5 separate regions of the Homo sapiens genome follow, and all the other regions are linked to region 3. A link is a contact called in ENCODE Hi-C or POLR2A ChIA-PET data. All regions are on one chromosome and are shown on one strand. The core of a region is the stretch at or near the end of the contact, and the rest is flanking DNA. Distances in the headings are between cores, read along the strand shown.

What was found. A loop is a pair of places that touch in the nucleus more often than their neighbours do. ChIA-PET counts read pairs that join two places held with the same protein, here RNA polymerase II (POLR2A). Pooled maps may share reads with other maps.
Region 1: a loop to region 3 is called in a pooled map, with 6 times the contacts of the local background. The contact joins the promoter of PSMB6 here to the promoter of ZNF594 in region 3. A Hi-C loop is called at or near these places in 6 of 50 pooled maps. POLR2A ChIA-PET finds 5 or more read pairs at or near these places in 3 of 52 experiments (A673, AG04449 and activated B cell).
Region 2: a loop to region 3 is called in a pooled map, with 9 times the contacts of the local background. The contact joins the promoter of MINK1 here to the promoter of ZNF594 in region 3. A Hi-C loop is called at or near these places in 5 of 50 pooled maps. POLR2A ChIA-PET finds 5 or more read pairs at or near these places in 2 of 52 experiments (HEK293 and activated B cell).
Region 4: a loop to region 3 is called in a pooled map, with 5 times the contacts of the local background. The contact joins the promoter of PELP1-DT here to the promoter of ZNF594 in region 3. A Hi-C loop is called at or near these places in 7 of 50 pooled maps. POLR2A ChIA-PET finds 5 or more read pairs at or near these places in 2 of 52 experiments (PC-9 and activated CD8-positive, alpha-beta memory T cell).
Region 5: a loop to region 3 is called in a pooled map, with 4 times the contacts of the local background. The contact joins the promoter of CHRNE here to the promoter of ZNF594 in region 3. A Hi-C loop is called at or near these places in 6 of 50 pooled maps. POLR2A ChIA-PET finds 5 or more read pairs at or near these places in 4 of 52 experiments (A549, AG04449, CD4-positive, alpha-beta memory T cell and 1 more).

Annotation. Positions count from the first base shown.
Region 1 is chr17:4,794,470-4,797,456 of GRCh38, reverse strand. PSMB6 (proteasome 20S subunit beta 6) reads right to left here and starts at 1,293. Exons shown (of 6, transcript NM_002798.3): 1 at 1,161-1,293; 2 at 662-729; 3 at 1-19. The coding sequence starts at 1,262. RefSeq lists enhancers at 980-1,509, 936-1,534.
Region 2 is chr17:4,831,882-4,834,905 of GRCh38, reverse strand. MINK1 (misshapen like kinase 1) reads right to left here and starts at 1,566. Exons shown (of 32, transcript NM_153827.5): 1 at 1,266-1,566. The coding sequence starts at 1,322. RefSeq lists silencers at 1,016-1,265, 1,276-1,745 and an enhancer at 1,723-2,509.
Region 3 is chr17:5,190,216-5,193,224 of GRCh38, reverse strand. It overlaps ZNF594 (zinc finger protein 594), which reads left to right and starts at 1,357. Exons shown (of 2, transcript NM_032530.2): 1 at 1,357-1,477. It overlaps ZNF594-DT (ZNF594 divergent transcript), which reads right to left and starts at 1,218. Exons shown (of 6, transcript NR_152840.1): 1 at 1,062-1,218. RefSeq lists a silencer at 1,223-1,422.
Region 4 is chr17:4,702,865-4,705,854 of GRCh38, reverse strand. PELP1-DT (PELP1 divergent transcript) reads right to left here and starts at 1,625. Exons shown (of 2, transcript NR_103482.1): 1 at 1,485-1,625; 2 at 326-656. It overlaps PELP1 (proline, glutamate and leucine rich protein 1), which reads left to right and starts at 1,718. Exons shown (of 17, transcript NM_014389.3): 1 at 1,718-1,992. The coding sequence starts at 1,744. It also overlaps the pseudogene RPS12P29.
Region 5 is chr17:4,901,848-4,904,587 of GRCh38, reverse strand. CHRNE (cholinergic receptor nicotinic epsilon subunit) reads left to right here and starts at 1,490. Exons shown (of 12, transcript NM_000080.4): 1 at 1,490-1,570; 2 at 1,825-1,967; 3 at 2,094-2,138; 4 at 2,262-2,371; 5 at 2,501-2,656. The coding sequence starts at 1,525. C17orf107 (chromosome 17 open reading frame 107) reads right to left here. Exons shown (of 3, transcript NM_001145536.2): 3 at 1,654-2,740. RefSeq lists a silencer at 660-954 and enhancers at 1,086-1,305, 1,495-2,136, 2,137-2,740.

The sequences.
Region 1 (2,987 bases), core at 44-2,543, 400 kb after region 3:
TCGATTGGCGATGTAGGACCTGCAGGATGGCAGAATAGTGAGGAAAGGAGCCCACCTGTCTTCCACCTCCATCCCATCACTACCCACTCTCTTAGGGCTCAGGGATAGGATGTCCAGTATTGCCTTTTTTTCCTTTTTCTTTGAGATGGAGTCTCGCTCTGTTGCCCAGGCTGGAGTACAGTGACGCGATCTCTGCTCACTGCAACATCCACCTCCTGGGTCCAAGCGATTCTCTAGCCCTAGCCTCCCAAGTAGCTGGGACTGCAGGCACGCACCGCCACGCACGGCTAATTTTTGTATTTTTTAGTAGAGACGGGGTTTCGCCATGTTGGCCAGGCTGGTCTCGAACTCCTGACCTCAGGTGATCCACCCGCCTCGGCCTCCCAAAGTACTGGGATTACAGGCGTGAGCCACCGTGCCTGGCCTCCAGTATTGCTTATTCTCATCCAAACTGAAGCGGGCTGGAGAACAGACTTTTGTAAGGATTCCACTAACGAGTGAGGGGAACTGAAAGTAACAAAAGTTGGGACAAATCTTTATCTCCAGAGAGAGAAGAAACCTCTCTTCCCACAGTGGTCTGTGGAGGCAGGCAGGGTGGGCTGGCAGGCAGGAAAGGAAAAGGAAGATGGGAAGACCTTTCACAAATCTGTCCTGAGCTCACCCAGTGGTTGTTCTGGAGTCCGCCCCCAGAACCACGCCCCCGTCAAACTGCACGGCCATGATAGTGGTCTGGGAAAAGGGAAAAAGGAGTAAGTCTACATTCTCCAGCAGACACAAACCTCAATGATCTCTCTACCTAGTTCCAAAAATACAAAATCTGTCCGTCGCTGAACCATTTTCAAATCTTATAGGGGCCTCAGCACCCCGCAGAATACCAGAATGCCAACCCTCAAATCTCAAAAGACTCATCCCGTACTTAAGCCCAAGATCCTCACTAGCCTCGCAGGATTTCAGAATTTCAAACTTCAGCCCACCCTCCACCTCCCACTACGAAGCTACCGCACCACTCCACCATCTTCGGGGTACCTCTCCCCATTCCTGGAGCACAACACATTCCACCTCCTCTCCACCCCTGCCAGATCTCTCAACCCCACTCAGGCTTTATCTTCCCATCGCGTCAGGCCTTGTGCACGTCCTATGAACCCCGATTCCTTCCTCACCCCAGTGGAAACTTCTCGGCTTTCCCAGTCTGGAGTGAACGCCTCCGGCCCCCAAGCCGGTGCTGGCCCGGCTCCCCGAGCAGCTAGTAAGGTAGCCGCCATCTTTCTCCTCCGGTACTGCCTCAAAGCAACTGTCGTAAAGCGCTCTGTCACGCTCTTTGGTCGCGCTTTGAGGCCTTCTGGGAGCGAAGCTACTCCGAGGTTGACGGCAGAAGGGAAAAGAAAAGTACAGTACTGCATGGGGACGGTTCTTTTGCGACAGTGAGCACTTGATGGCAGCGTGGCAAGCAACAAACAAAACAAGAAAGTCAGCAAAACCCCCCCCCCAAAAAACCAAAAAAAACCCAAAAACCGTTCGGCACTTTGGGAGGCTGAGGCGGGCGGATCATGAGGTTAGGAGTTCAAGACCAGCCTGGCCAACATGGTGAAACTCCTTCTCTACTAAAAAATACAAAAATTAGCCGGGCGTGGTGGGGCGCGCCTGTAATCCCGGCTACTGGGGAGGCTGAGGCAGGAGAATCGCTTGAGCCTGGGAGGCGGAGGTTACAGTGAGCCGAGATCACGCCACTGCACTCCAGCCTGAGCGACAGAGCAAGACTGTCTCAAAACAAAAGCAAAAACAAAACAAAACAAAAAACAGTCCTAGTGGCTTGCGCCGTACCGATCTTATGGAGTTACAGTCCAAAGGGCCCACAAAATAAACCTGAGAGTCTTTGGGCTAAAGTGACCACACCATGTTTTCATTTCTTTTAGTTATATACTTAGGAGTATATGCTGGCAGAGGAATTTATGGGTTCTATGATAACTGTATGTTTAACATTTTGAGCAACCGACAAACTGTTTTCCACAGAAACTGCACCATTTTACATCCCTACAAGCCATGTGTGAGGGTTCCAATTTCTCCACATCCTCACCAACACTTGTTATTGTGCATTTTTTTAGTTATAGCCATTCCAGTGGGTGTGAAGTGGTACCCTGTGGTTTTCATTGGTATTTTTCTAATGATTAGTGATGCTGAGCATATTTCCATGAGATAATTGGCCATTTGTATGTCTTTTTTGATGCAATGTTTTTTCAAGTTCTTTGCACATTCTAAAATTGGGATATGTCTTTTGTTTAATATATTTTTGGGGTTTAATTTTTTTTTTTTGAGACGAGGGTGGGGTGTGTGTGTGGGGTGGGTTTGTCTTGCGGTGTTTCCCAGGCTGGAGTGCAGATGGGATCATGGTGCACTATATCAGCCTCGAACTCCTGGGCTCCAGTGATCCTCCCGCCTCAGCTTCTCAAGTAGCTGGGACTACAGGTGTGTGCCACTGAACCCAGCTCTATTTGTCTTTTTTTTTTTTTTTTTTTTTTTTTGAGACGGAGTCTCGCTCTGTCGCCCAGGCGGGACTGCGGACTGCAGTGGCGCAATCTCGGCTCACTGCAAGCTCCGCTTCCCGGGTTCACGCCATTCTCCTGCCTCAGCCTCCCGAGTAGCTGGGACTACAGGCGCCCGCCACCGCGCCCGGCTAATTTTTTTTGTATTTTTAGTAGAGACGGGGTTTCACCTTGTTAGCCAGGATGGTCTCGATCTCCTGACCTCATGATCCACCCGCCTCGGCCTCCCAAAGTGCTGGGATTACAGGCGTGAGCCACCGCGCCCGGCCTCTATTTGTCTTTTTATACTGGTGTGATCTCGGCTCACTGCAGCTTCCGCCTCCCGGGTTCCAGCAATTCTCTTGCCCCAGCCTCCCAAGTAGCTGGGATTACAGGCATGCGCCACCATGCCCGGCTAATTTTTGTATTTTTATTAAAGAGATGGGGTTTCGCCATGTTGGCCAGGCC
Region 2 (3,024 bases), core at 317-2,816, 360 kb after region 3:
CCCTCTCCCCTCCAGCCATATCCGGGGCACCTGTGTGGCTGACCGCCTTTTCCCACTACTGGCCATGTTCCCTGGCTGACTCAAAAGCCAGAAGACAGTCTGAGCAGGGGCCTCCAGAGAAGCGAACCTAGAGATGGGAAGTCCTGCTCTCCCCACACCTTGGCCTGGTGAGAGCGCTGGAAGGGCACAGGATCAAAACACCACCTGGCTGATAGTCTGGAGTGTTCACCTTGAAATCACTAAGTTGCCCCTTAAGCCAAAGCTCCCTGCCGAAGAAAAACATAAATGCTACAGAAAGCTCTTCCACCAGAGTGTGTAAGTGCCCCACAAGGGACAATGAACGGGTATTTCCAAGAAATTCCTGCAGCATTTGCTTCCTCTCAACCCCTTTCCTTATTAGCCCCTACCTTGAGAGGTCTCCATTGCTTCCAGCCTTTAGCTAACATAAACACCCACTGCCTTTCCAAACCTTCAGCCTGACCACATGTAGCATGTGTCGTGTGTGCGCGTGTGTGTGTGTGTAAACATCCTCTTCCCAGCCCGTGCTACAGTTTCCAAAGAGAAGAAATGCCTCCCCTCCTCCCCGAGGGCTCCCAGCCCCACGCTGCTGCAGAGTTGGTCATGTAATATTCAGGGACCCTGAGACCGGAAATGCCTGGTTCTGAACTGCTGCACTTGAAACAGGAGAGAAGGGATAGGGAAAACTGAACATGGGATTGAGGGTGACGGCACGAGGGGTGGGGTAGCTGAAATTCCGACCAGGGAAAGGATGCAATTCAAGGGTGGGCGAGGCAGAGAAAGAGGGATGAGAGAGAGGCTGTCGAGACAGTTGCAAAGTCAAAATTCCAGGAGCTGAGGAAGAGGAGGGGAAGGAAGAAGATAGAAGTAAGGGCAAAGGTGGAAAAGGGCCGAAAGGAGGTAAGGAACCACAATAAAGGTTCTCCAGGTGATGGGGGAGGCTAAGTTTAGGCGAACCAGTGGGTCCCGAACCCCAGAGTAAAGGTAGGGTGGCACGGAAGTGTGGGGGCGGGGCACCACAGGGTGGGGACCGAACTGGCTCCCAGCATCTGCAGCCAGTGGAGAGAGAAGGGAGCAGAGGGCGGGGGCCCAGCCGCGGCGGGAGTCCGGGAAAGGGGCACGGGTCGCCAAGGGGACCCAAGCTGGTGGAGGGGGCGCCCGGGAGCACGTGAGGCGTGCAGCCACCCCGCTCCCTCCCCTGCGGCGGGGACAGGAACCAGGGCGAGGCTGGGGGACGGCGCGCTCACCCGCAGGGCGGACAGGTCGATGTCGTCCAGGCTGCGGGCGGGGGCTGGGTCGCCCATGGCCTCCGTGGGGAACGGGGCACCGGGGCCGCTCACGCTCCGGCTCGGTTACTCCACTGCCGCCGTCGCCGCTTCTCCCCCATCGGAGAACCCCGGGGGCGGACTCCACCGCGCCTCCCCCGGAGACCGGGGAGGGGGAGGGCCGGCGCGAGGACCGACCCACCGACTGACAGGCGCTATCTCCCCGGAGCCAGCCACCCGAGCCTACCACCTCTCCTGCGCAGGCGCGGAGCGACCGCGCACTGGGAGGGTGGAAGCGCGAGCGTGACGCGAGCGCGCCGGGGCCCCCTCCCCCTAGGCGCCGACACCTGCGCGCAGGCGCAGGCGAGCAGGCGAAAGGCGCGCGCGAGGACGGAGCGACCGCGCGAGCCTGGCGTGAAAGAAGTGGGCGGCGGCCGAGGCGGCCGCGGAGCGCGCCCACCAGCTGGTGCGCGTGCGCACACGCGTTTCCTTTTCTTTCCCTATTTTTTTTGCCCTTTCTCTCCCTTATTTCCTTCTCAGATCTCCTTTGACGCCTTTCCTTCCCTTTCCCTCCTTCTTTCGTGTGCCCAGCTGCCAATCAAGCCACCCACCTTTCCATTTGCGGGGGAAGGGGGCGGTACCCAACCCCCTCTATTACTAGGGGGTTGTTATGGTAACTCCCCACGCGAGGGCTGGGTGGCCTCTAGATAGGACGGGCTGTCCACCCACCCAATTGCTATGGCAACAGTGGAGCCGCTGAGGGAGGGGCCACTCCGTGAGAACTTGGCTGGAGAAACCACGTGGGAGTTGGGGGGCAGAGGAGGGGCACCGGCTGCCTCAGGAATGCCCTTTCCACCCTCACCTAGCAGGTTGGGGAAGCATCGAGGTGCTCTCAGATCTCAGGATAAGGAATCCTACCGCAGACGTGTATCTCTGCACCTCTTTTAACAAAGTGTTCTGCACAAAGGAACTGTTTCCACAATTATTCATTGATCACTGGAGTCGCGCGTGGAGGAAGGGGTGGCGAAGGGGAAGAGAGGGAATCTGCGTTCAGTCCCTTAAAATATAGCTTGGGTCACCTTAGATCTAGTCATGTTGGCATAGCGCCTACAGCCATTAGCCTCAGTGGAGGCTGGGTAATGCTATCTAAGAACCACGAGTCATGTTCTACCACTGAAATGCTGTGTGACCTTGAGCAAGTTGCTTTGCTTCTCTGAGGTTTTCTTTCACTGTGAAATTGAGGGGGGAGGCTGTATGATCCTCAAGAGCTCTTCTAGCACCAACACTGCCTCTGAAAGACTCCACCACCAGCCTTAATATAAACATCATTTAAGAGAGTTTAATTTAGAAGTCCTTGAAAAATAGCTGAACACATTCCTTTCTGGACCGTTTTTAGCATTTGGGTGCACAGCCAGTCGGCCCCCTTCCCTAACCCCTAGCCCATTTTCCTTGCCACTGCCCTTATTCAAGCCGCTATCCCCATTCATCTCCTATTTGGCCTTCCGGCCTGACTCCTTCAAGTCAATTCTATTTTTTTTTTTTTTTTTTTTTTTTTGAGACAGAGTCTCACTCTGTCGCCCAGGCTGGAGTGCAGTGGTGCGATCTTAGCTCACTGCAAGCTCCGCTTTCCGGGTTCATGCCATTCTCCTGCCTCAGCCTCCTGAGTAGCTGGGACTACAGGCGCCCGCCACCTCGCCCGGCTAATTTTTTGTATTTTTAGTGGAGACGGGGTTTCACCATG
Region 3 (3,009 bases), core at 108-2,607:
CCTCCCAAAGTGCTGGGATTACAGGTGTGAGCCACCGTGCCCTGCCTTAAAAACCCATTTCTAAATTCCAAAGAGTAACTTCTATTAGTGCACTCTTATTAAGAGAGGTAAAGCAAAAGGAACTATAAAAGCAACTATAATTGAAGTCTATTTGAGACATGGCTCAGTATTTCAATGAAAATGTAACACAGTCAATGAAATACTATCTCAAATGTAGTTGTGCAAATTAAGGAATAGTTGGTAGTAGCTGCATTTACAAATTCAAGAGTGAAACGTGCATAATTCGTGCAACCCAAAGTTTGGGACAGAGAGATATGAGAAGCCAAAGTGACTAGTGCACTGACAGTTTTGCTTCGGAAAGGCTTGGGGTTGGACATCTTACATCTTTACATACATATATAACCCTTACCACGATCCTACGCTACGCGAACCAACATCATCTCCATAGTAATAACTAATATGTATCTGGCCTTCGCCACATGCAAACTTCACATACATATGTCAGTGAGGTCGGTCCTATTATTTACCTCACTTTACAAATGAAGCAACGGAGGCGCGAAGAAGCTATTAATAGGTAACTTGTTCAAAGTCACATAGCCCCTAAGTGGTGGGGCAAGGATTCTGAGTGTCTGACTTTCTCACTTCGGAACTTACACTTTTAAACATTAAGCTGTCCTTGTTGGGATCTGTATCGCCTAGCCTTTGACCGGGCATTGCAAATAGAAGTCATCAATGAATGAGACCACAAATGCATGCAGGGAACAATAACAAAAGATGAAAACAGAACAGGCAGAACAGGAGTTCGAGACTAGCCTGGCCAACATGGCGAAACCCCGTCTCTACTAAAAATACAAAAATTAGCAGGGCGTGGTGGTGGGCGCCTGTAATCCCAACTACTGGGGAGGCCGAGGCAGGAGAATCGCTTGAACCTGGGAGATGGAGGCTGCAGTGAGCCGAGATCGCGCCATTGCACTCCGGCCTGGGCGAAAGAGCGAGACTCCATCTCAAAAACAAAACAAAAGGGCAGAACAAAAACGTAGTTACTTGAAGGGGTCACTCACCCCGGACCCGACCGTGCCACAGCCCCGACGCCACGCATGTCTAGGACCAGCTGAGGACGCGGCCTCTCGGCGGTAACCTTGGTAACCAGCCAGCGCGCCGCTGGCCCTCCGGAAGTCAGACTCCGCCGGGCTGAGCCGAGCTACGCCAGCGCCGACTGGCGTCGTGGAGGAGTCTGCGCAGAGGAGACACCTGATCCGGTGGGAGACGGCCAGGGGAGCGCGCGCGGATTGGCTGGAGCCGACGGGGGACGGCTGGGCGGGGCGCGGACTGGGGGACCGCAGTCCCGGGGAGCGCACCGGAAGTTCTCGCCTGGCCCAGGCGCGGGGTCCAAGATGGTGGCGCTAGGAGCCGCGACCCAGTGATAGCGGCCGTGGAGGGGCCCCCGACCGAGCGGGAGGTTGGGGGTAGCCTGGAGGTGAGACCCCGCTGCGTTCACAGAGCTGGCGGCCGCGGCGCCTGCGTCCACCGGCAAGCGAGGAGTGGAGCAGAGCTCATATGCCTATGGGGAGAGGCCTGGGGGACCGCAGGAGGATGTAGGCGCCGGGTGCGCATGACTGGGCCTTCTTGCTCTCGGTCGGCTTCTTGGTCTCGGCGTGCCCCATTCCCGGCCCTGTCCCGCTACTCTTGCCTGTTCCAGTTCCCTCCTGTGGGTACCGCTAACGGCATCTTCCCGAGGCCCAGAATCCACCGTCAGGCATAAATTGATTATTCCTCGCCCACATCTGTGCCAGGTATATTTGTATATGTAACCAAATCTGGTTTTTGCATCCCACGAGTGACCCCGCTGGGGAGGCTAGACTAAGCCACAGGAATGAACTGTATTGTTCATATATGTTCTACTACTCAGTCTAAAATATTAGGACTGTTAGAGTTCAAACAAGGGAGGGATTTAGGTGGGCTGGTCTCTTTGTAAGGGTCTACATTGCTTTTAGGAGCAGCTTCTATTGTGACCAAGCGAGTTACAGAGAAACGCCACACTTTGAGACAAATTAAAGAGTCCTTATTAGCCGGCAACCGAGAGGCAGCTAGCGCCCAAAATTTTCTCGGCCCTGAGGAAGGGGCTAGTTTTGTTTTTATACCGTGGTCTAAATAGGGGAGGGGGGATTTTAGCTGAAGCAATTTTTACAGAAGCAGAACTGGCAAAAAGTTGAAAAATTAATTGGTTACAAATGCAGTTACAAAATATAAACAGTTCCAATTGCACGGGCTTAAACTATCACAAAGAGATAAATGCAGGGGTTTTGCTTGCCATCCACCGAGCGCGTCCCCAGGAGCTGCTGGTGCAGCTTGCCTCAATATCTTATCAGTAGGTGCATTCCTGGACGTGCTTTGAGTCAGTTTACACTAGCTATGCCTTAAGGGAGGGAGGTGAAAGGGGGCTGCCAGTGGAGAAACTAAAATGGAGTCTGTCCGGCTCTCTCTCTGCTAGGAGAGAGTCACTCAGGTTAAAACAAAGTAGGGTATCACACTTCAAAAGTCATTTCTTTTGGGAAGCCTTCCCGGATTGCCACCGCAGCGCTTTTAGCATCTAATTCATAGGCTCTTACTACCTTGTTTCATGTGTGAGTCTTCCTCTAGGCATAGATTCTTTGTTTAGCTTCACCTAATGCGTGCCCATGAATGTGAATTAAAAAGGATTGACATAGTTAAAAGATACTAAGAACTGGGCATGAAATAGTGGCATTTCTTAAGTTAAAAAATAGTGGCCCCTAGGCCAGCTTTGAGTGTAGACACATTTTCTTGGCTCATGCTGTTTGTTTTTATTTGAATTAATGGCCAACTTCCTTTTTTTTCTTAAGACAGAGTCTCGCTCTGTCAACAGACTAGAGTGCAGTGGTGCGATCTCGGCTCACTGCAACCTCCGCCTCCCAGGTTCAAGCGATTCTCCTGCCTCAGCCTTCCGAGTAGCTGGGACTACAGGCATGTGCCACCACGCCCAGCTAATTT
Region 4 (2,990 bases), core at 376-2,875, 490 kb after region 3:
AATCACTTGAACTTGGGAGGCGGAGGTTGCAGTGAGCCGAGATCGTGCCATTGCACTCTAGCCTGGGCGACAGAGAGACTCCTCAAAAAAAGAAAAATGATGACTCTTGGATTTGAATCTAACAATCACAAAAGTACACAAACATAAACATAGAGGTATTAGCGTGTTCACTACAGTTTGCATTAGCAAAAAGCTGGAGCAGCCTTTAAGCATTAATTCAGCAATAGAATTATTAAATCATGGTGCACCCATTTCATTCATACCACAGTTTAAAAAACAGCATAAAGAAGGCCATGAGTGAAAACAAGCCACACGCAGACCCCAATCTTGTAAAATATTCATTTATGTGCTTGTGCATAGACTAATATTAGGAAAGTATACACGCTACTGGGGCAGGGCTTTGCGGGGGAGGAGCAGTTTTTCTTTTTACTTTATGCCTTTCTGTACTGTTTGAATTGGCTTTTGCAAGGCGCACGTCTTGTATCATTTCTGAAGTTGCAAATGTAGTTAAAAATGTCTGTGATTTCAAGTTACCTAGAGAGTTATTGATTCCTTCTCTTTCCCTGCCGCTGCCGAGTTGCGCGGAGGCGGAGGCTTGGGTACCTTCAAGATTCAGCTTCACTTGTAACCCACCGCCACGGCCGAGGAAGGCATTGCTGCTGGAGGGGTAATGGATGTTAATACTGCTTCACAAGAGGTGCTGAAGACCGCTCTCATCCACCATGACCTAGCACGTGGAATTCGCGAAGCTGCCAAAGCCTTAGACAAACGCCAAGCCCATCTTTGTGTGCTTGCATCCAACTATGATGAGCCTACTATGTATGTCAAGTTGGTGGAGGCCTTTGTGCTGAACACCAAATCAACCTAATTAAGGTTGATGACAACAAGAAACTAGGAGAATGGGTAGGGCTCTGTAAAAATCGACAGAGAGGGGAAACCCCGTAAAGTGGTTGGTTGCAGTTGTGTAGTAGTTAAGGACTATGGCAAGGAGTCTCAGGCCAAGGATGACATCGAAGAGTACTTGAAATGCAAGAAATGAAGAAATAAATCTTTGGCGCGCGTACACACACACACACGTTACTGATTCCTAGGCAGGGTGCGGTGGCTCATGCCTGTAATCTCAGCACTTTGGGAGGCCAAGGCGGGCGGAACACCTGAGGTCAGGAGTTCAAGACCATCCTGGCCAACATGGTGAAACCCCATCTCTACAAAAATACAAAAAAAATTAGCCGGGCGTGGTGGCGCGCGACTGTAATCCCATCTACTCGGGAGGCTGAGGCAGGGAAATCGCTTGAACCTGGAAGGTGGAGGTTGCGGTGAGCCGAGATCGCGCCACTGCACTCCAGCCTGGGCCACAGAGCGAGACTCCGTCTCAAAAAAAAAAAATGAGAGTTATTGATTCCTACAGCGAAGATGTCCCAAGACTCCGTCCGCTAAATGGAAATCGTTCCGACTTTGGCGCCTTTTGTCCGGACCACGTGTACCTTTAACATCACAGGACCGCCTCGGACACGCTCACAGGCAGCCTCATCCGCCATCACTCCGGGAACCGAGCACCCCGCTGCCTCGGCGCCCAGGCTGCTCTCTCCGCGCATGCTCCTTCCCAGCTTGAGCCCGCGAGTCCAGCCTGCCTTCACTCAGTGCGCAAGACCGCAGCCCCCTCCCCACGCCCCCTCCCCAGTAGGCGGCCGTCGCGGTGTGTTTGCGTCATCGCGCCACGCCACCACTGGAACCCGGGGGAAGATGGCGGCAGCCGTTCTGAGTGGGCCCTCTGCGGGCTCCGCGGCTGGGGTTCCTGGCGGGACCGGGGGTCTCTCGGCAGTGAGCTCGGGCCCGCGGCTCCGCCTGCTGCTGCTGGAGAGTGTTTCTGGTTTGCTGCAACCTCGAACGGGGTCTGCCGTTGCTCCGGTGCATCCCCCAAACCGCTCGGCCCCACATTTGCCCGGGCTCATGTGCCTATTGCGGCTGCATGGGTCGGTGGGCGGGGCCCAGGTGAGTCCGTGGCCCGCGTGCCCGCGGCCCTGTGGGGAGGATGGCGCGGCACCTGTGCGCCGGGATTACGGTGCAGTGCAAGTGCGATAGGGAGGTTGAAGGAAGGAGAGCTGCGGGCAGAAAGGGGATCCAGGTATCAGTCCGGACGGGATGCACGTATTTCTCCTTTATCGGCCATGAGTTTCTCCAGGGGAAAAATGGGCCTTATTTTTCTGTTGTTAGGCTATTGGTCGGCACACAGGAATCGATTAGGTTCCAGGCCCGGTCACTCACTAGTTGTATAATCTAAAAGTCTCTTTTTCCTCTGGCAATATCTGTTTCGGGGATTGTTTCGACTGACTGAATGACGCATTCAACAATAAACATTTACCGAGCTCTTATTGAGGGTCAGATACTGTACTAGGCGCTCCGGTTACAGACGTGGTGGCGATACACAAAATGCTGCGAAACAAGATGAGAATTGAATATCAGGGGTCTCTAACCTTATCTGAAGACTGGCAGAGATTTTTCCAAAGAAACCGGCGTTTAAGCTGAGACCCTAAGGATGAATAGGGGTTGGGTAGGGAAAAAATATGGGAGGGGCTGTTCAGTCAGAGGAGAGCTCATGTGGGAAGACCCTGTGGTAGGAAGGAACTGGAAAGAAGGGCATCGTTCCTGGGGCTCAGATGTGGAGGGGAAGAGAGTGGGTACAGATGAGACTGGTGAGATGGGTAGGCAGTGGTCGGGTCATGCAGAGCGTTTTAGGCCGGGTTAGGAGCCTTTGGACTTCTATAAGAATGGAATCTGATAACCATTCAGTTCTGCAAGCTAGACACTCAAGTAATTCTAAACTCTTCTTCATACACCTCCATAAGCAATCTGTCAAGTCCTGTTGATTTTATCCTTTGAGTAGTTTTCAGATCTGTCCACTCTTTTCCATCTTTCTCATTGCTCCCATTCTAGCTTGAACCCCCACCATCTTGTCCGGGTGAAGGCACTGATTCTAAGAAGGCATATTT
Region 5 (2,740 bases), core at 241-2,740, 290 kb after region 3:
CTTTGCTGGACTGCTGTGAGGAAATGAGATGTAAGCAGAAAATATGCTTAGGCCAGCCCCTCCTACCTCACGAGGAACACCTGGACAGTTTCCTAAAAATACAGATTCCTGGCACCCTAGTCCCGAAATCATAATTCTCTGGGAATGGAGCCTAGGAATCTGAATTTAAAATAAGCACCCCTCCAGGTGATTAGAATGGTTCAAGAAGGCTTTAAAAAACACTGAGGCCGGGCGTGGTGGCTCACACCTGTAATCCTAACCCTTTGGGAAGCTGAGGCAGGAGGATCGCTTTAGCCCAGGAGTTTGAGAGCCGCAGTGAACTATGGTGGTGCCACTGTACTCCTGTCTGGGTGACAGAGTGAGATCCTGTCCCCCCACCCCCTGCAAAAAACAAAAAACAAAAAAAGAAACAGAAAAACAAAAAACATCGAGGCTGGGCGCGGTGGCTCACGCCTATAATCCCAGCACTTTGGGAGGCCCAGGTAGGTGGCTCACGAGGTCAGGAGATCGAGACCATCCTGGCTAACATGGTGAAACCCCATCTCTACTAAAAAATACAAAAATTAGCCGGGCATGGTGGCATGCGCCTGTAGTCCCAGCTACTCCAGAGGTTGAGGCAGGAGAATCGCTTGAACCCGGGAGGCGGAGGTTGCAGTGAGCCGAGATCATGCCACTGCACTCCAGTCTGGGCGCCAGAGCGAGACTTGGTCTCAAAAAAATTTTTTTTAAAAAGGAACATCAAAAGGATCTATTAAGGTGTCATCAGGTGTGTGTGTATGTGTGCACGTGTGTGTTTAGGAGAGTAGGATGGGAAGACGGTACTATCATCTGTGACCACAAGGTGGCAGCAGGGATAGACAAGGAGAAACAAGTCTCCCACCCAGAGGGGCTGGGCATGGGCAAACCTGGCGATCAGGTTGTGGAAGGAGGTGGGTCCTTTACATGATCTCCTTTGCTAGATGGAATCTCTGTACCGCAGGGCTAATCCCCTGTGACCACCTGTCTCTTTATCAGGTCTTTATGGAGACTGTTTTTTGCCACTCTGTCGGCAAGAAAGGCATTGTGAGCTTGGGTGGTGATAGTGTGTGTTCCACATGGGTGAGAATGGGAGGCAAGGGGTGTGTCACATCCCCAGATGTGTTCATCAGTCAGGGTCACCTACACAGGGCAGCTTACTCAAAGGACAACAGTGCCTGCTGAAAGCAGTGTCTCCCACCCCCTGCTACTAGAATTGTGGTTGCAGGTGCCTCTCAGGAGACGCCCACATCTGTGGCTGGGGAGTTGGCCAAATACCAGGCAAAGGACGCTGGGCTGGGGCGGGGCAGGGGCAGGAAACACAGGATGGGGCAGCTGCCTCTGGAAGCAGCCAAAATGTCCCCAGCTGCAGCAGGGGTGAGCAGAGGATTAGGTGACAGTCCCCTAACAGCCCGGAACTAACACCCTCCTCCCCCTCACACAGGCACCCTGGCATGCCCCCTCCAAGCCTGCCAGAGCTCAGAATAACCCTGAGAACCACGCAGCAGGATGGCAAGGGCTCCGCTTGGGGTCCTGCTCCTCTTGGGGCTTCTCGGTACGGACAGGGGCTAGAGGGGCAATTGGACACACACAGATACTGACATGAAGGGACTGGGAAGACAAAGACAGAGACCAAGATGGAGACTTAGACACAGTATTTCGTTCCCAGGCACAGCATAATTGGTTTAGGAGACAGATACTGATAGTACACAGCCTCAGAGGCCTGTGAGGACCCAGGGGAGGCAGAGGGGAGAGAGGTGCTCCAGCCTCTTCATTGCCAATGACCCTTCCTTCTTGACCCCATCGCAGGCAGGGGTGTGGGGAAGAACGAGGAACTGCGTCTTTATCACCATCTCTTCAACAACTATGACCCAGGAAGCCGGCCAGTGCGGGAGCCTGAGGATACTGTCACCATCAGCCTCAAGGTCACCCTGACGAATCTCATCTCACTGGTAAGCTACCCCCACCCTCATCTTAAGCCAAAAATCCCACTTCTGGCCCCAACCGCTGAGCTCTGTCCTAAAGCTCACTTCTGGCCCTGAAATCTCACTTCAATCATCCCCATCTCCCATCTGCAGAATGAAAAAGAGGAGACTCTCACCACTAGCGTCTGGATTGGAATCGTGAGTCAAATCTGGGGAATGGTGTGAGGTCTTGTCCAGGGCACCCCTTTTCCCCCAAACCCCTCCCAGGCAGCGCCAGGTGGGAGATGCAGGGCACGCGGCCTTCCATCCCCCACCCCTTAGGATTGGCAGGATTACCGACTCAACTACAGCAAGGACGACTTTGGGGGTATAGAAACCCTGCGAGTCCCTTCAGAACTCGTGTGGCTGCCAGAGATTGTGCTGGAAAACAAGTGAGAACCGGGCCAGACGCCAGGCTGGAGGGAAGCCGGCCTGGGGTGCGGGCTGGACTTGGTTGGGGAAGGGGGTACTCTGAGAGGGTGCAGACCTGTGCAAAAAGCTCGGTTTCCCCGAGCCCACAGTATTGATGGCCAGTTCGGAGTGGCCTACGACGCCAACGTGCTCGTCTACGAGGGCGGCTCCGTGACGTGGCTGCCTCCGGCCATCTACCGCAGCGTCTGCGCAGTGGAGGTCACCTACTTCCCCTTCGATTGGCAGAACTGTTCGCTTATTTTCCGGTGGGAAGAGCTACTCCGAGGCCCGGACGATTATTGTTGGGGGGGGGCCTTATGGGGCGGGGCCAACCGGGAAGCACCGCCCTC